Linked DNA regions of Homo sapiens: region 1 is linked to region 2. The links are chromatin contacts, found by Hi-C or POLR2A ChIA-PET in ENCODE. All regions are on one chromosome and are shown on one strand. Each heading gives the region's core, a stretch centred on a gene start or an enhancer-like site at or near the end of the contact. The rest is flanking DNA. Distances are from core to core; before and after follow the strand shown.

Region 1 (2,700 bases), core at 201-2,700, 94 kb after region 2:
GAGCTAGGCCCCTACCCATGACCTCCAGGTCGTGACCCTGCCCTCCACTTCGCTCTGAGGACAGGCTGGGAGGTAGGAGGGCATGAAGAGGCAGGGGAAGGCAGGAACTGGTGCAGAGGTTTAATGGGGCAGGAGCTGGGGCCAGGTGAGGAGAGGAGGGCTGTCACCATGGCAGGAGGCTGAGCAGGAGGCTGGGCAGAAGGGTGGCCGCCAGGCAGTGGGGCTCCAGGAAAGCCAGCTTGGCCCCTGAGGTCAGCCGGTCACCATAGCGGTCCAGCAGCATCAGGACCACGCCATTCGTCCAGCCAAATCCCTCCTGGGAGAGGCAGGGCAGTGGGGCCAGTTTCTGGGGAAGCCTCATACCCTTGGTGGGGGCTGTGGGCTCTCTCCCCAGGGGCACTGGCCCTGCCTAACCCCAGCGGTACAGGAAGCACCAGTCAGCTCCTCCCCCGGGCCCACATGCAGGTGAGCACACTGAGGCCTGGGGCGGGGGTCATGAGCAGCAGAGTTCAGGAGTTCCCTGGTGTTGGCCAGCCCACCCCTGGCCTGCTCACCTGAACTTCATATTCTCCTCCCCCACCGGGCTGTCCACCGTTGCTGACGTCATACTGGGGACAAGCGGGTGGGCTGTATGTCAGGTACTGCCCCCCAGCTCCAGGAACAACAAACAACCAGAGCCCCTGGGGAGAAGCTGCTCTGCCTGCCCAGCAGCCCCTGCAGTGCTCAGGAGTGGCCACTGGGACAGCCTGGGGGTGCAGGGAGGGCTTGGGCCAGCTCACCTTCTCATACATGGCTGACTTCTGCGAGTAGACATCAAAATTGGTTCGGATCCAATTCTGAGCCAGCTGGAAAGCCACTTCCTGGGCCCGACGTAAAGGTGCCTTGGCCAGGCCTAGACCCCATTGCAGGCAGGACTCAACCTCCAGGTCTCCCATCCCAGACAGAGCAGTGGCTGCACCCTACTCTCCCCAAGGAGGGAAAGAGGCCTGGGCCCTAAGACTTCCTTCCTGAGACCACAGGCCAAACTGCCCTTAATCGACGGCCCTGGTTTGAAGGGCGAACAGGACTGATTGCACTGGACAGGCTGGGTGGACATAAGTGTCAAGTGGAGGCCAGGAGAGCAGAGGAGCGAGAGAAAGGATACGGGGCCTCTTGTGTCTTTTGTTCATGCCTCCCCAGCACCAGGGAGGCCCACCTCTACACCCTGGGAAGGGTCCTTGGCTGTGTCAGCCCTGCCTCCCTACCTCTGATGACCAGGTCCTGCAGGGGGGCCCAGGCATTGGGGAAATCCCACTGCTGGCCTGTCTTCTGGAGAGAGGTCGGGATCCCATACTGGTAAGTCAGGATCCGGTTGTCCTAGAAGGTCCCAGACATTCCCATGACTGTGGGTGGGGCTGGACTGGGAGCCAGGACAGGACGCTGGACCCCGCGGGAAGCCAGACGTCCCCTTCCTGGCTCTTCTTTTCTCGGCTCACAGCTGCCCCCCGGTGGCTCTGGTGGGACCCGCAGGCTGGGACAAGGGGCATAGCCGGAGGAAGCGCCCTCCCCTGCAGGTCCTGTTCAGGGTCGGGAGGGGGCGGTGCTGCCTGCAGTGGACCCGAGCCACCTGCTGTGCCCTCACCTCCAGGTATTTCAGAGCCTTGTCCGCCACGCCAGGGTCAGAGAAACACCCGGCCCAGAGTGGAGTGAGGTTGGATGGGTAAAACTCCCGGTTTTTCTTCTTCTTCTCAAGGTCGTAATCGAACCAGGCTCCGGTCTGCTCATCCCACAGGACTGTGTTCAGGGCGGCCAAGCGCTGCGACCGCAGGATTCTGTACTTCGTGGCCTGGGAGTCGTTCCCTGGGGCAGTGCTGCCTTTAGAGCCAGCAGCCAGTGCCCTGCCTGCTGCCCCAGGCTTTTTTCGTGGTTCTACTTTAGCCTCCCCGCTTTGTGTTTCTCTGCAAAGGCTGAGACACCCTGATGACCAAGGGGATGTGCCGATCTGGAGCCCACCACATTTCTGGCCTATGGCCCCGCACTGCTCCCAGGGAACCACTGGAGCTGATCTGTCCCCAGGGTCTCCAGGGTCTATCCTCCCAAGGGTACTGGCTGGGTGGATTCCCCTAGCTCTTAGGGGGTCAAGGGCAGCTGTCTGAGGGAGAGGGAGTGGAAGGATTTTGGATGCGTGGACTAGGGTTCCCCTCACAGACCCTAGAGACCCTCACAGTAAGAAAGGGAGGAAGAGAGGATTAGGGTTGGCTCCGTTTGTTCTCTTGTCTGGTACGCAAATGTGAGTGCAGGCTTCCACTAGGGCGGGGCTCGACAGGCTAAGTTGCTGAAGGCCTGTCACACAAGGGTCCTACTTCCAGTTCTATTGCCAAGCCTGAGCAGGAAACCAAGCTCCCTGCTTTCCCTTCCCTACTGGGGTGCTCACCCAGCCTGGAATAGAAGTTGCTCATCAGCTCCTCTGCTTGGCATAGGAAGGCATTCAGGTCAACAGGCACCAGTTTGCTTGTTCGGATGCCGCTAAGCGAGTTGGGGTTTGGGCCTCCAATGAGCCAGCGTGAAGAGAAGTCCCAGCCAGACTCAGCCCCAGCCTTGAGCTCAGCCCACAGAGCCTCCCGGTCTCCTGTGAGGACAGAGCAGGGAACCAGCCAGTCCCGGCTGCAGGATAGGCAGCCATTGACAGGAGACCAGAGCCTGACACAGCAGGTGTGCAGC
Region 2 (2,810 bases), core at 38-2,537:
AGGTTATGAAGCATCTTCAAAGCTAGGAAAAACATAAGTTAAAAAAAAAGAAAAGAAAAAGAAAAAGAACAGTGAATTCCTGGCAGACAGTGAGCAAAGCAGTAACATGAAGTAAATGGTGACAGGGTTGGATTGGGGGAAGATCCTGTAATTTGGAAGGCTATGATTTCTCCCCCTTAACTAGTCAGAAAACAAACAATGGCAAGTGAAGTAAATTGACGCTGAAAGTCAACATTTGCTATTATAAAATAAGAACTTCTTGAAGACAACCGTGAATCCATCCTGCTCTTTCAGTAGCATTTCTCTTCTTTCCTCTCTTACCTTGGTGTCTTGGGGTTGGAGTATAAATACTTGCAACCTCTTCGGAGTCGTTAATCTCTAGACGCTCATCATATGTCTGGTTTTCAACAACCTTGGTCTAAGCAAAGGGAGACATAATTCATAGCTCCTATCATGAGACATAAAGCACTCTGCCAGGAGGTATATTCCAAACCAGCATTGGCTCCTCTTCCTTACTCAAGAAACCAGTTTTTCACAAAACCATCACCCCATCCAAACTTTCCTTCAGGCTTCCTGGCCCTCGGTCAAGCAGTTAAGTCATTCTGTTGCAGCCCTTATTTAGGAACTGCTGGCAGGCTGGCTGAGGAACCAGGGAATCGTGGAGGGAAAGAGAGCCAACTTCTGCAGCTTCCCAAAGCTGTACGACCACGCGCAAGGGCAGAACACTATTTGTATGTAGATGGCCAAGGCTGTTGAGGTTTCTCAGGGAAGGCTGTAGAGGTTCTAGAAAGAGTTCTGTCTCTGGAGTCACCTCTGGGGTGGGGTGGGGTGGGGTGGGGTGGGGTGGGGTGGGGTGGGCTGAGGCGGGGTAGGGTGGGAGGGTCCCCGAAGAGAGGGGAAACTCCAGTCTCTCAGTCCCATCCGATAATCCCAAAATCATCACCTCCACTTTCACCCTTATCTTGCAGATAGGATCCCACCTAAGTTTCTTGGGGGAATAAAGGAAGCAGGACGGTTGGTGGTGAGGTGACGAAGGAACAGTTACCACGGAGATTGGAAGAGGTAACCGGGAATGGGGTAAAGGGGAGTCCTCTTAAGCCTCTCTAGAAAGACAGTTCCCTTTTTGCTGGGATGAGTACTAATTACCTGTAGCCCTTCTGAATCCGTCTCCTCTATAATGGAAAGAACCCCAGCCTAGGGCTGGGGTCTCACTCCAGTCTCAAAGCCAGGCCACTTTAGGATTCCACGCCAAGCAACCAGCCTGTTGTCAGTCGCTAGGCAAAAAGATAAATTTTAAAATTCGCGAGAGTTGCTTCCACTCTCGTGAGACCTCCTGCGCGTTAAGCCTCACCCGCGAAGGCTCTCCACGCAGGAAGAAGATCAAGGAGTCACGGATAAAGCCTCTCTGGGCGGCCAAGTCGCCTGTTTGTCTATGGTTTCAGTAAATACGTCTGTTGCGGCATCTAGCGGCTATGGGTGGCAACGCGGCTGATAAATTTCGGGCTGGTGTAGAGTTAGCCCTTCAATCTGGAAACAAGGTGTGCGTTTGTTCCCCTAGGACAACAATCTCTGGGGATGCAGTTGCTCCCAGATCAGTCTTACCAGGATGTAGACACATTCCAGGGGAAATTTCGCAGCACTCTGTAAGTCCTTTTCTAGCACTATATTACACTATAGTCTTTCCCCTCCACAGGGTGCCATGGAATGGAACATACTTATAGCAATAAATTATTCCTTGGGTATCTGAGGTTCAAATTTAACTCTGTGGGCCGGGCGCGGTGGCTCACGCCTGTAATCCCAGCACTTTGGGAGGCCAAGGCGGGCGGATCACGAGGTCAGGAGATCGAGACCATCCTGGCTAACACGGTGAAACCCCGTCTCTACTAAAAAATTCAAAAAATTAGCCGGGCGTGGTGGCGGACGCCTGTAGTCCCAGCTACTCGAGAGGCTGAGGCAGGAGAATGGCATGAACCCAGGAGGCGGAGCTTGCAGGGAGCCGAGATCGCACCACTGCACTCCAGCCTGGGCAACAAAGCGAGACTCCGTCTCAAAAAAAATTTTTTTTCACTCTGTGTCCTGTCTTTCTTATTTGCTAAAGTAGACTTTTAACTTATTTAAAGCAAGACCTGTGTCTAATTAATTTTTAAGCTTTGTAACACCAGTGTATTGCAGAAATTAGACACTAACAATGCTCATTGGGTGGATGAATCGAGGAATGAGTGAATGGAGATGTAAGGAACAAATATTTTCAAACTGTGGACATAATTAATTTGGGAAGTCAGGGAGAGAGAAACATAAAATATTGGAGGCCAGGTGCGGTGGCTCACACCTGTAATCCCAGCACTTCAGGAGGTAGAGGTGGGACGATTGCTTGAGTTCAGGAGTTTGAGACCAGCTAGAGCAACATAGCAAGAACCGCCCCCCTCCACTCTATTAAAAATAAAAAAAAAATTTTTTTTAATTAGCCAGGTGTGGTGGCACGCACCTATAGTGCTAGCCACTCGGGAGGCTGAGGCGGGGGGATTGCTTGAGCCAGGGAGGCAGAGGTTGCAGTGAACCGAGATTGGGCCACTGCATTCACTCCAGCCTGGGCAACAGATCAAGACCCCATCTCAAATATAAATAATGAATAATAACAATAATAATTTTTTGGTCGGGCACGGTGGCTCACGCCTGTAATCCCAGCACTTTGGGAGGCCAAGGTGGGTGGATCACAAGGTCAGGAGTTCAAGACCAGCCTGACCAACATGGTGAAACCCCCGTCTCTACTAAAAATACAAAAATTAGCTAGGCATGGTGGCGCGCGCCTG

Evidence for each region. A loop is a pair of places that touch in the nucleus more often than their neighbours do. ChIA-PET counts read pairs that join two places held with the same protein, here RNA polymerase II (POLR2A). Pooled maps may share reads with other maps.
Region 1: a pooled map shows a loop between it and region 2 (2.6-fold over the local background). The contact joins the enhancer-like site here to the promoter of IFT46 in region 2. A Hi-C loop is called at or near these places in 7 of 50 pooled maps. POLR2A ChIA-PET finds 5 or more read pairs at or near these places in 6 of 52 experiments (AG04450, BJ, H1 and 3 more).

What each region holds. Positions count from the first base shown.
Region 1 is chr11:118,658,126-118,660,825 of GRCh38, forward strand. TREH (trehalase) reads right to left here. Exons shown (of 15, transcript NM_007180.3): 10 at 2,414-2,608; 11 at 1,622-1,839; 12 at 1,245-1,356; 13 at 780-892; 14 at 555-608; 15 at 1-316. The coding sequence ends at 164. Among named protein-coding and RNA genes, the nearest start is that of MIR6716, 15 kb to the left of the region's middle. RefSeq lists enhancers at 307-856, 515-809, 857-1,406. Within about 2 kb of position 1,451, at least 11 of the 41 ENCODE cell types and tissues checked have a DNase peak (open chromatin) inside an H3K27ac peak, as active enhancers do.
Region 2 is chr11:118,564,644-118,567,453 of GRCh38, forward strand. IFT46 (intraflagellar transport 46) reads right to left here and starts at 1,288. Exons shown (of 12, transcript NM_001168618.2): 1 at 1,147-1,288; 2 at 322-418. It overlaps LOC124902764 (a long non-coding RNA gene), which reads left to right and starts at 418. Exons shown (of 4, transcript XR_007062907.1): 1 at 418-731; 2 at 969-1,062; 3 at 1,559-1,643. RefSeq lists an enhancer at 1,331-1,560.